2 separate regions of the Homo sapiens genome follow, and region 1 is linked to region 2. Evidence: chromatin contacts called from ENCODE Hi-C or POLR2A ChIA-PET data. All regions are on one chromosome and are shown on one strand. Each heading gives the region's core, a stretch centred on a gene start or an enhancer-like site at or near the end of the contact. The rest is flanking DNA. Distances are from core to core; before and after follow the strand shown. Region 1 overlaps ATP6V0A4 (ATPase H+ transporting V0 subunit a4). Region 2 overlaps KIAA1549.

Region 1 (5,800 bases), core at 1,567-4,066, 140 kb before region 2:
GGAATCATGGATTTGTCCTTCTCTGGTTTCAGTCAGTCGATCACCCAGCAAAGCTTGCTAGTTCTCCTTTCGGAATCTTTCCTCCGATTCCCACAGCTATCACCCTAGCTCCAAGCCTCAGCATCTCTGCCAGCCTCTCCCCTCTCCGTTTATCTAACACCTAGATTGCTCAAGCACTCTTTTAATAAAACAAACAAAAAGCACTATTTTACTCATGTTACTCTCCTGCTTTAAAATCTTCAAAGGCTGCCTATCGCCTAAAGAATGAAATCAAAACTCTTTAGTCTTGTGATCAAGACTACTTAACAATATGCCTTAATCCTCCATTCACACCTTCACCCTTCCCCACGCTTCCCCATGGAAACTGGCCATGTCTACACTAGCCACCTCTCTTCTCCACTTGCTCAAGTCTTTTTTCTTTTTCTTTTTTTTTCTTCCTGAGACAGGAAGTCCCAGGCTGGAGTGCAGTAACATGATCATAGCTCACTACAGCCTCAAACTTCTGGGCTCAAGTGATCCTCCCGCCACAGCCTCCTGAGTAGCTGGGACTACAGCCATACAGTGCTATGTTACACAGGCTGGTCTTGAACTCCTAGGCTCAAATGATCCTCCCACCTCAGCCTCCCAAAGTGCTGGTATTACAGGCGTGAGCCACTGCATCCATTCTACCTACTCGAGTCTTAACAATTCCAAGTGCTCCCTGTCCAGGAACCGTACAGCCACCGCACACCCGACAGCACGTGCCACATGCACACCCACTGGGATCTGACACCAGCTGGACGAGTGCTCACGGTCCCAGCTTCAATCCTCCTCTGCTTTCAGGAGGCCGCACCTCCCTTCACCTGCTCCCCGGCCAGCCTCCCAGCGCTCTGCGCATGCATCACTTCCTCCAGGACGCACCCCCGCCCTGCTCAGCCTGGTTGAAATGCTTTTTAAGTGCCCCATTTAGGTGGTTTTTGGACCATGATGTGGGGGCATCGACTGTTTTGAGGAACAGTTTCTGTATTCAAACCCTGCCTCCTGGCTATAGGACTGTAGTCAGGTTACTTCTACTTTCTGTGCCTCCATTTCTTTATCTGTACGAAGGGGATAAAGAAAGCTCCCACCTTCTAACCCATTCCTACTGCAAGGCCTTTACCTTCAGATTCCTCCGCCTGAAAAACCCTTCCTCCCGCCCCCAACCTTCCCATGCTATCAATGCCGCCTGCTCAGAGAGGGTTTCTTCAGATAACACGAGATCTGCCGTCACCAGATATGCCACCCAGCTAGTTCCCCATCGGCCAAACCAGCTGCATGCCACCCACTCCTCAACCTAATGGCTTCACTCCTCCCACCCCGTGAAATTATTCAAACAAGCTAATCACATCCTTCTGCAAGAACCAAAGGTCACCTCACCCTCGTTCACTGCAGAGCCTGCCTCCCACCGGCCCTGCTGCTTCACTCTGCTCCCAAACGCAGTTCCCGAGGGCAAGCCCTGTGTGGCCCGCATGGCGTGCGGTGTCCTTCTCCCCTGGGCTCTGAAGACGAGTGACTAAAAACAGCTGTCAAGCCCGTCTGTCCAGTGTCAGGGTAATGTGTTCGGCCATCTTGTACTATTTAGGGCAGGAGGGGGTCCCTCCTTCAATGGGGTGAATAACGGTGATCAGAACAAGCCCCCACTCTCCATCCTGCCCCTCGCCGTCCCCTGCTTGGTTTCCTGCCCACCACTCATCACTGCCTGAAATCTCATTAGTCACGGACATGCCTCCGTGTCCCTTTCTAGAATGTCTATCAAAGCAGGGTCTTGGCCTGCCAGTGTGTAAGCCCTAGATCCGTTCCTAGTACACAGGGAATGTCTAAGGAATGAATGGAGGGAGCGGTGAGAACTCAACGAGGACAGAGTGCTTAGCCATCTCGGACACACCGCAAGCGATCTACATATTTTGGCTCTTATTATAGATGCTTGGTTATTCATCTTTCTAGCTAGACTATAACCTCCATGAGGTAACAGGTGGTATCTACAGTCTAGCAGAGTGGAGCTGGGCATGGTGGCGCGTGCCTGTAGTCCTAGCCACTTGGGAGGCTGAGATGGGAGGATCACCTGAGCCCAGGAGTTTGAGGCTGTAGGGCAGTATGCCCATGCCTGTGAACAGCCCTGCACTCCAGCCTGGGTGTCATAGCGAGGTCCCCATCTTTAATAAGAAAAAAAAGACAAAATCCCCCCAAAACGATAGTCTAGCTGAGAGACTGGCACATTAATGCTCAGTATGGCCGGGTGTGATGTCTCACACCTGTAATGTCAGCACTTTGGGAGGTTGAGGCAGGCGAATCACCTGAGGTCAGGAGTTTAAGAGCAGCCCAGCCAACATGGTGAAACCCCGTCTCTACTAAAAATACAAAAATTTGCTGGACGTGGTAGGGCGCACCTGTAATCCCAGCTACTCGGGAGGCTGAGGCAGGAGAATCACTTGAACCCGGGAGGCAGAGGTTGCAGTGAGCCGAGACTGTGCCACTGCACAACAGCCTGGGCTACAGAGCGAGATTCTATTTTTTTTTTTTTTTTAAAAAAACCTCAATACGTACTCACAAAAGGTCAAAAAATGGTGAACAACTGTCAAACACTGAAAAGACAAAGGAATTTCTTTTATGTCCTCGAGTGGGGTTGATAACTGAAGACACAAAGATGAAGGAAGCAATCCTACCACCAAGTCACTTGAGTTCATGTGGCCCATGAGGCCAACACCCTCTGAGAGCCCAGCAGAGGGGCTGACTCATCGGACCCCTCCTGGCTCCACCTGCCACGCACCATGCCTTGCTCCAGTGCCCTCTTGATACGTGTGGCATCTGCCACCGGGAACCAGATCTCGGCGATGACACACTGCTGGGTGACGTCGATGTTGCACATGTTCAGGATGTGGTAGACAGCTTTCATCTTCTGCACCTTGATGAGCCAGGAGTGCCAGTTGGCAGCGGCTTCCTGCAGCAGGCGCTGGCGGTGAGACTCTGTTTGTGTTATGACCTATACAAAAAACAACACACAGGAAAACAGAGAACCTTCACAGAGCTGTTTGACAAGGTGCCAAAAATGGAGTGTCACAGGCCACAGCAGCTTCCTCTGCTCTGGCAGGCTCCTTTGACCTGTGGCTGTCACCTGGCCTTGAACTCTCCTGAGCAGTTTATCTCCCCCGCTAGAGGCTAAAACCCTTAGGCAGAGATTGTATCTTCCTTTTCTTCTAAATTCCTCATTGTCCTATTGTTATGGGTTGAATTGTCCACATAAAAGAGTCCTGAACTCTGATACCTGTGAATATGGCCTTTTTGGAAAGAGGGTCTTTGCAGATGGAATCAGGTTAAGAAGAGGTCATACTGGATTTGAATGGGCTCTAATCCCATATGACCACTGTCCTGATAAGAAACGTAGACACAGAGGCACACAGGGAAGAATACCACGTGACAACAGAGGCAGAGAAGTAGGCACTTGCAAGCCAAGGAATGCGGAGGACGGCCCGCAGCACCAGAGCTGGGGAGAGGCAAGGAGGGGGCTCCCTTCAGGTCTTCCGAGGGAGCACGGCCCTGCTGACGCCTTGATTTCAGACCTCTGGCCTCCAGAACCATGACAGAATAAATCTTTATTGTCTTATGCCACCCAGTTTGCTGTAATTTGTTACAGCAACCCTAAGAGATTACTACATCTACCACAACCCTTTACATACATAATCCCTCCAATAAATGACAAGTGAATGAATGAAGGAATGAATGGACAATTGGGCCCACACAGAATTTATTTAATGGAATCATTTTTATGTTTTGATGATACAACAAACAGGGTAATCTTTTTCAGCACACATGGCCTCTGTAAGAGACACACTGTAAGACAGACATGCTGGCTCTAAGATTAACGAGAGCCATGAGGCCACCGAAGCATCTCACAAGCCCAATACTACCTGTCACTTTGCAATATAATGCCCCCTGGCCTGGGGATTTCCAGGAGACAAGAGCACCTCAGCACAGAGGTGACTTTCAGAAACCTCAAAGAGCATAGCCCGAATTATATGCCTCAGCATCAGACAGTGTCTAAGATTCATCTTTGGCAGGGACTGAGCCAAAGGAGAAAGCTGCCCCTGCAGAAGCTGCTCAGCTGGGATCATCTGAAGCCCTCGACACAGCAGCAACCCGTCATACTAAATGTAAGCACACATCTAGCAGAATTTATTTTCCATTCTCCTCATGACGTTTTCATAAAATCAAGCATGGAGAATTGGGGGGAAAGGACTTCAATGGCTTTGGGGAAACAGTGTTCCTGACAAGTGACAAAGAAGTAATGGAGAGGATTAAAAAATTAAACACAGGCCAGGCGCAGTGGCTCACGCCTGTAATCCCAGCACTTTGGGAGGATGAGGTGGGTGGATCACCTGAGGTCGGGAGTTCGAGACCAGCCTGACCGACATGGAGAAACCCCATCTCTACTAAAAATACAAAATTAGCCAGGCATGGTGGCGCATGCCTGTAATCCCAGCTACTCGGAAGGCTGAGGCAGGAGAATCACTTGAACCCGGGAGGCGGAGGTTGCGGTGAGCCGAGATTGCGCCACTGCACTCCAGCCTGGGCAACAAGAGCAAAACTCCATCTCAAAAAAAAAAAAAAAAAAATTAAACACAGGTTTTCTGGAAAAGTAAAGTTGTCTGCTAGCCTAAGGGTTTTGAAAGAGGCACATATCTAATTTCTTAACATACTTGTCCAGAATCTAAAACTGAGTTGACTTCTACCACAGCCACATGCAGCTACTAAATTTTATGTATTTTATTTCCTTTTATTTTATTTTGAGATGGAGTCTCGCTTTGTTGCCCAGGCTGGAGTGCAGTGGCGCGATCTCGGCTCCCTGAAACCTTTGCCTCTCAGGTTCAAACGATTCTCCTGCCTCAGCCTCCCGAGTAGCTGAGACTAGACTACAGGTGACTGCCACCACGCCTGACTAGTGTTTGTATTTTTAGTAGAGATGGGGTTTCACCAGTTTGGTCAGGCTGGTCTTGAACTCCTGACCTCAAGTGATCCACCCACCTCAGCTTCCCAAAGTGCTGGGATTATAGGCATGAGCCACCGCACCCAGCCCTAAAATTTAAATTGAATTAAAATTAAAAATACAAACTAAATGACTTAGTGGCACTAGCCATGTTTCAAGGGCTCAATAGCCACATGTGGCTCGTGACTACAGTGTTGGACAGCACAGGACACATGAACCTTCTATCATAACCGAAAGTTCTATCGAACTCTAGCACTGATGAGAGTCTGCCAGCGAGGGAGGCCCAGCTGTTTTCAGTGATTACTTTCAAAGCTGCTGTGATTGAAGAAAGATTTCTGATCATAAGTGTGTTGAGTGACCCTGGATGGTGACAGACTTTACAAAGAAAATGAGTTTGGGATGAATGAATGTTCACATGGTGAAACTAGACTCACTGTTTTTACAGAATTAACCCATCAGCTTAAACAACCAGGCAATTCAGTGGGAAAATAATCAGTCAAACTGGTTGTTCAACTTAATTGGCTGGGTGGTTGTATCATAGATTCCGTCTAGGCCGAGGCTGGCAATAAAGGGTGCCTTTTATCAGATCGGGGTGGCCACCTGAAGGCTGACTAGGGCTGTGGTCAAATCTGACCCTGGGCAAAGCATTCTTAAGACACAGCTTCGTTCCCTCTAGCTTATCGAACAGTTTCCCAATTGTGAAATCTTCCACAGCCACAACCAGAAAGGCATAGCCAGCATTCCAGCCAGCCTCCCAGCAAGGGCCCTGGGGGGCAGGGCTTGTATGAAAACAGCAGAGGC
Region 2 (6,150 bases), core at 852-3,351:
TCCATCATTTAATAAACCTTGCTGAAATCCTTTTTGGTATACTTCCCATTAAGAAAGTGAATGCCTCTAATGACTGGGCAACTGTTTTGTTTTGTTTTTAACAAATTAGGTGGTTTGCTTTACCAAAACTGGAAAAGGAGCTACAGATGGCCTCCCCTAAGTGGAGGTCTCCAAAGTCAACAACGTAAAAATACAAACAGTATTGCCTCTATAGGGCGGTCTACGTAGCCCAAGCCTAGGCACCTAAATGTCTTCCCTCACGTACACTCAGGGCCCATGTAGGAAAGAAACATGACAGTATTCATGAAAATGCTTCATAAATGCCAAAGTACCCTACAAATGATGCTGACAGCATTATTATTACTGTTGATTGATGAAACATCGAGCAGTTAATATACAGCTAAGAATTCTAAGGCATCAGAGTTATAAATAAGAATTTAGATACAATATTTTGTTAAGTCAACAACAAGATGCGACACAGGGTCCCTCAAGAAATAGCTGATGACCAGATGAATTTCAAAACGCTCAACTGAAGTACCAAACTGACTGGTTTTTTTCTGGGTAACCAAGAAAACGGCACGTGTCATAAATGAAATATACAAGTCCTCTTGGCTTACTGTTGATTCTGACCAAAGTCTTTAAATACATCCATTAGATCCTTGCACTTCTCACAAACTGAGTGAGTCATCACCTTCTATACCAATAGAAATTTGGCAACCAGTCTGTGCGTATTATGCACAAAACAAAAGCCATCTACACACAGAAGGAAAACCTAGAGGGAACACTGCCCCTCCTCCCTTAGATAATTACCTTCTTTTGTCTCATCTCTACTTGCCAGATCACTTTTTCTAGTTTCTCCACTTCTTTTAAAATAGAACCTAGAGTTCAGTCTGGCTGGTATACAATGTCTCCAGCTCCCTCCCACATGCAGCATAGGTTTAATCAGTATTTTATAAAAGAAGAATCAAGATTAATGAGAGTGTTCAATATTCATATTAGGACCGAGTTATTTCTGAAGAAGGATGGCTCTTTTGTTCTTTCTCTCTTTAACATATCACAGAGGGAACAGGCCACAGTGTCTGTGCCCCACCGGAATACGTCACCAACAAGCCCAGGAGACTGACTGGTGGGCAGGTCAGCCAAGTAATGAGAGAGACGCCTGATGAATGTGAACACGTGGGCCATAAATACAGTACAGCCCAGGTGGCACAAAACGCAGTGAAGCCCACAGTATTCGGGTTAGCCTGAGCCCCTGGGAAGGAGTTGAGATGACAATAGAAACACAGAGCAAATCCCAAAAGTGTCTGAACAAAAATTTGCCATCATGTAGCGAGTGCCATTGAAAGCATTTATTACCTGATTGATGTCATTTGTGAAACGTCACCACAACCACCATGCTGCTTCCATTTAGGAAGTGGAGACAAGGCAAAGTTATTGCCATCTGTTTGTCTTCAGTGCAGCCCCACACGGGCACTCCCGTAACCCTGTGGTCCCGGAGTTTGGGAGAGCAGGGCTCCCAGATTCTCCCACCCACAGGTGACACCCGGCACGGTCAGCCAGCTGTGGGTGAACTGAGACCACCTACACGTTAGGTGTGACAGGCGACCTTTGCAGAGAATCAAACAGCAACCATAGGGAATGAGCTGACCTTGGCTGAGATGGAACGATATGCTCACAGAGCCTCTTTTCAATTCACTGTCCATACTGCCTCCCAAAGGGATCGTTCCAAAAGCAAATGTGTTCAAGCTGCTCTCCCTGCTGAAAACCTTTCAATGCTTGCCCACTGCTTACAGCATAATTTGCAATCCCTTCTATGTCCTGAAAACCCCCCAGGGCCTGGCTCTCTGCCACCTGGCTTTCGGCTGTGCCCTTTTTTATGACCTTTGCTCTAGCTTCCTGAGCTGCCCTCCGCTCCCCCACTGGGCCCGCCTTCATCTCCACCGTGAAGCTTCAGCCCTGGTGTCACCTCCTTGAAGAAGGTAGAAGTACCCCACCACTGCAAATGGGGTGCCCCCCTCCTCTGTGTTCTCCAGACATCCTTATACTCCTGGATGTCTGCTTTCGGATGGCTCGTCCTTCTCCCTTGCTAAAGCCCTGGAATGCAGAGATCGCGTGCTATTTGTGTTGGTAACTGAGCCGGATCTGGTGTGGCTCACAGCAAATGCTCAATGTTTGGTGAGTGACACCCAGTGCCTGAGGCAGCTCCAGCCGGTTGCCCAAAGTGCTGCCCTTTAGAAGCAACCAAGGGCAGTCAGGAGCTCTGGTCTGACACCAGTAACGAGGTGTGGACTATCCCCCATCAGAAGGAATAAGTTTCCATGAGGCCAGTGGCATCCAGCCAATGCCATTCATGATGAAGAGGATCCGGGCTGGAGTTTTTTAGGCAACAGTAACAAATGATGACTTGAGTCTACAGATAGAGAATACAGATAAAAGAAAGCATGGGGTTTTCTTCTTTATTACTGAAAATAAGCAAAGGCTGTGCCTCAAAACAAGACAGAATGGCCTCTCCCTCCTATCATATTTCAAAATTAATCTACTCCCAGACAATCTGAAGAGGTTTCCTTCTCGTTACGAGGGGAAGGGGGGTGCAGATTTTAGGTCAGCAGATTTATTGTTTCCAGATGTTTGCAGCTCTGGGATTTGCTGAAGGATTTCCGAGAGTATGGTGAGGCGCATCAGGAGGTGGGGAGAGCAGAACGGAGAGAGAGACAACAGCCACATGAGCAGGAGACAGAGCTCTTGAAGTCATAGGGGAGGGTGACATCTCTGCACATTACCCTGAGGACGAGGCTAGAGGCCCTTTGCTATGGCCACATGACCTTAAAAGAAACACGTATGAACTAAAGACATTTGTTTTTAAACTAAATGAAGAGATCATTTTCCCATTTTAAACACACGACAAAATCTATAGGGTGGGTTCCTGTGCCAGCAAAACACGACTGAGCTTCTGCAACACTGGCAAGGCTTTGCCCTCCTAACAGTGTCAGAAGACAGTTATTCTTTTGGGGAATCCTCCCTGCAGGACCTTTTCTGTAAACCTGTTGTCAGGATGTATGGGCAGGTCTTTGCAGCCCTGAAGGAAAAAGAGCAGCTCTAAGGGCTGGAAGTTCCATCTGAAACTCTGTCCATTTGATTTACAGCCACATCTGGGACTTGAAAATGTTTAGGAAGTAAAAGTGAGAGAAGGAGAAAGCTTGGGGAATATTCCATTTTGACCCCAAGAGACGCTGTGCTCTGATAATTTACTGAAGTTACAGATAATAGATGGACTTCCATGGCAGTGTATACGTTAGGAAATGTGGCCCATAAAAGACCTAAATACATAACCGTCTACACTGGTTAACTCCCTCTGTAACAACACTCTTCAACAGAACAAAAACATTTCCAAACCTATTGTTGATCTTATTACAGTGAAATTCACACTATGAATCATTTAGTATACCCAGCACTTTTTTTCCAGGTTTCCCCATGCCATTCACCAGTATAACAAGAACAACAAAAGAACCTTAGCAGACTGTGTAAATAATAAACAAAGATAGGCAACAAACATAACATTAATGTATAAAATGCTTTTCATGTACTTGATAGCCATAAGCTTGCAATTTAATAAATACTTTGCATTTTTTTGTTAATTCATATGAAAAGACAAATACTCTTTCTTTGCTTTTACAAAAGTAAAATAAATTTTAAAGTAATGCATATTTTTTTTCCATTCGACAGGTCTAGGTTTGTAATATGCAGAATTTTTCATACCCAAGACAACCAAAATAAAGTTTAAAAATAAATAGGGCAATCTTTTATTCTTTGTTTTTTGACTTTTGCTTGTTTTTATCAAGCTTTTAAAGCAGGATGAGTCCTCCAAATCTGGGAGACCCACGGAAAGTGCATGTTAATCCAGCAGACTGTTAGTAACAGTGGACTGACTACCACGTTCCACTCCCTTGGTAAACACGCTGACTGATACTTATGCTGTACTAGTGAGTGCTCCTCTAGGCCTGGCATGTTTTTGCTCACACCAGGTGAGCTCAATGTTGACCAAAAGTCAATGTCTTTGCTCTGAAACCTGATGTGACCCTCGAATACTATGGAAACTGTTGAAACATACGTTGGAAAAGAAAATTGCTATTTCTATAAACACTTAAGTTGAATGCTTTGGAAAGACATAGGAAAGAGGGGTTACTTAAAAAATCTGCTGTCAAATTAGGTGTGAGTGAATTAACTCAAAAGTCTGCAAAATTAGGAGATAGGGAGTGGGGGGAGGTATTAAAAAAATCGAGAGAACTTTGCATTCAGGTAGCTTTGCTCTTCTCTAAGATAGGGAGTGGGGGGAGGTATTAAAAATCGAGAGAACTTTGCATTCAGGTAGCTTTGCTCTTCTCTAAAGAAACCCAAACTGGAACCTGAAACTGACACGTCATGGGTGTTGTTTATTGTAAGAAAGACCAAACACAATTCCTCTCAGTAGACCAACACTCAAAACAAAACAAGACTTGGGATATGTTGAAGGATTGGCAAATAAATGTCCATTCATATATTTTAAGTTAAAATGTTCAAGGTATGTATTGTTCGTTTTTAATGATCAAGGTGGGTAAGTGGGCTTCCAAATAGGGTGAACAGAAAATAAAGCAACTGACCAATGGAGTTGTACACAAAATAGATAAACAGATCTGAGAAAGTCTGCCTTGGCTCCTATCCTCTGAAAATATCCAGGGATAAAATAAATCAGAATTCGGCCTGGTGCGGTGGCTCATGCCTGTAATCCCAGCACTTCGGGAGGCCAAGGCAGGCAGATCTTTTGAGGCCAGGAGTTCGAGACCAGCCTCGCCAACATGGCAAAACCCTGTCTCTACTAAAAATACAAACACTGGCCAGGTGTGGTGGCACACGCCTGTAATCTCAGCTATTCGGAGACCGAGGCAGGAGAATCGCTTGAACCCAGGAGGCGGAGGCTGCAGTGAGCCAAGCTCACGCCACTGCACTCCAGCCTGGGTGACAGAGCCAGACTCTGTCTCAAAAAATACAAAATAAAATCATAGTAGAACCCGGAGGGCATGTCATGGCTAGGCTTTTATACAGTTTCACATTCTTGGACTGTATTTACTACCACAGAAGGAGGGTTTCAGGAAGCAGAAACAAAGGCAAAGTGATACCACTATTAAAGCCAGAAGATTTCCATAATAGCCCTCCCTCTTCCTCATCTTTCAGTATCAAGAGCCCAAACTCATCCTATCCCTGCCCCACAAAACTGCTTATAGGAACACTGGGGGAAGAGGCTGCCCGTTACCTTCTGACGCTGCTGAATGTTGGCCACAGTGTCAGGCTGAAAGTCTAGCTTGTCTGTGCGGCATAGTTTCCAGTAGAGGATGACAACAATCACCATCACCACCAGCACTGGGATGACCACGCCAACAATGACCCACAAGTTGTTGCTCTGGGATTCCGGAGACGGCCTCTTCACCCTGTCGACAGCTGCAGACAAGGAAGAAAGGTCTTTCAATAATTCCTTCTTCACTCATGCACTAGATTGCACGTGTCTTCTATGAGAAACTCAGAAGTCCCTGACATTCCAGCTCAAGATAGCTGGTTCCAGGTTCTAATCTCCTGATGACAGGAAATGTGACCAGCAGAGAAACACAACATACAATGTTACATCTAGAATACATCAGGGATCACAACGACATATGGATATATCCAAAGGTACATGGCTGAATTAATGGCAAAGCTCAGTTAATTCCAGGTCTCCTGATTTCCAGTTTATTCTACTAGCTCACCCGTAACTTATCACTGCAGGATATTTCCACACCAAAACTGGTTCTGCACAACTTTGTACAAAGGCAGTTCTCTTCAAAAGTGGAGAGAAAAACAGCTGTGTCTCCAGAACATAATCCTGCCCGCTCCATCAAGTACCGCAGGACTCACACCCTCCTAGATCACATAAAGCACATGCATCTCAACTAGGAGTTTATGGAAGAAAACCCTTCATCTCTTTCTCCCTTCCCTCACTACTCCAAGTTTCTCATGTTCACAAATGTTTATTAAGTGTGCTGGACACAGTTTGTAAGCTGGGACTCAACCATGAACAAGCGAAATCCCTTGAGGTGCTTAAGTCCTAGTGGGGGAAAGGAGAAATGATCAAGTAAATGAATC

The links. Hi-C counts contacts between places; a loop is a spot of excess contacts on that map. ChIA-PET counts read pairs that join two places held with the same protein, here RNA polymerase II (POLR2A). Pooled maps may share reads with other maps.
Region 1: a map of PC-9 shows a loop between it and region 2 (10-fold over the local background). The contact joins two enhancer-like sites. A Hi-C loop is called at or near these places in 7 of 168 maps with a recorded cell type or tissue (CD4-positive, alpha-beta T cell, CD4-positive, alpha-beta memory T cell, CD8-positive, alpha-beta T cell and 2 more) and 10 of 50 pooled maps. POLR2A ChIA-PET finds 5 or more read pairs at or near these places in 6 of 52 experiments (CD4-positive, alpha-beta T cell, CD4-positive, alpha-beta memory T cell, activated T-cell and 2 more).

What each region holds. Positions count from the first base shown.
Region 1 is chr7:138,749,840-138,755,639 of GRCh38, forward strand. ATP6V0A4 (ATPase H+ transporting V0 subunit a4) reads right to left here. Exons shown (of 22, transcript NM_020632.3): 11 at 2,786-2,998. Among named protein-coding and RNA genes, the nearest start is that of TMEM213, 45 kb to the right of the region's middle. RefSeq lists an enhancer at 322-1,124. Within about 2 kb of position 2,817, at least 8 of the 41 ENCODE cell types and tissues checked have a DNase peak (open chromatin) inside an H3K27ac peak, as active enhancers do; they include PC-9, where a contact is called at or near this core.
Region 2 is chr7:138,889,055-138,895,204 of GRCh38, forward strand. It overlaps KIAA1549, which reads right to left. Exons shown (of 20, transcript NM_001164665.2): 10 at 5,288-5,472. Among named protein-coding and RNA genes, the nearest start is that of KIAA1549, 89 kb to the right of the region's middle. Within about 2 kb of position 2,102, at least 7 of the 41 ENCODE cell types and tissues checked have a DNase peak (open chromatin) inside an H3K27ac peak, as active enhancers do; they include PC-9, where a contact is called at or near this core.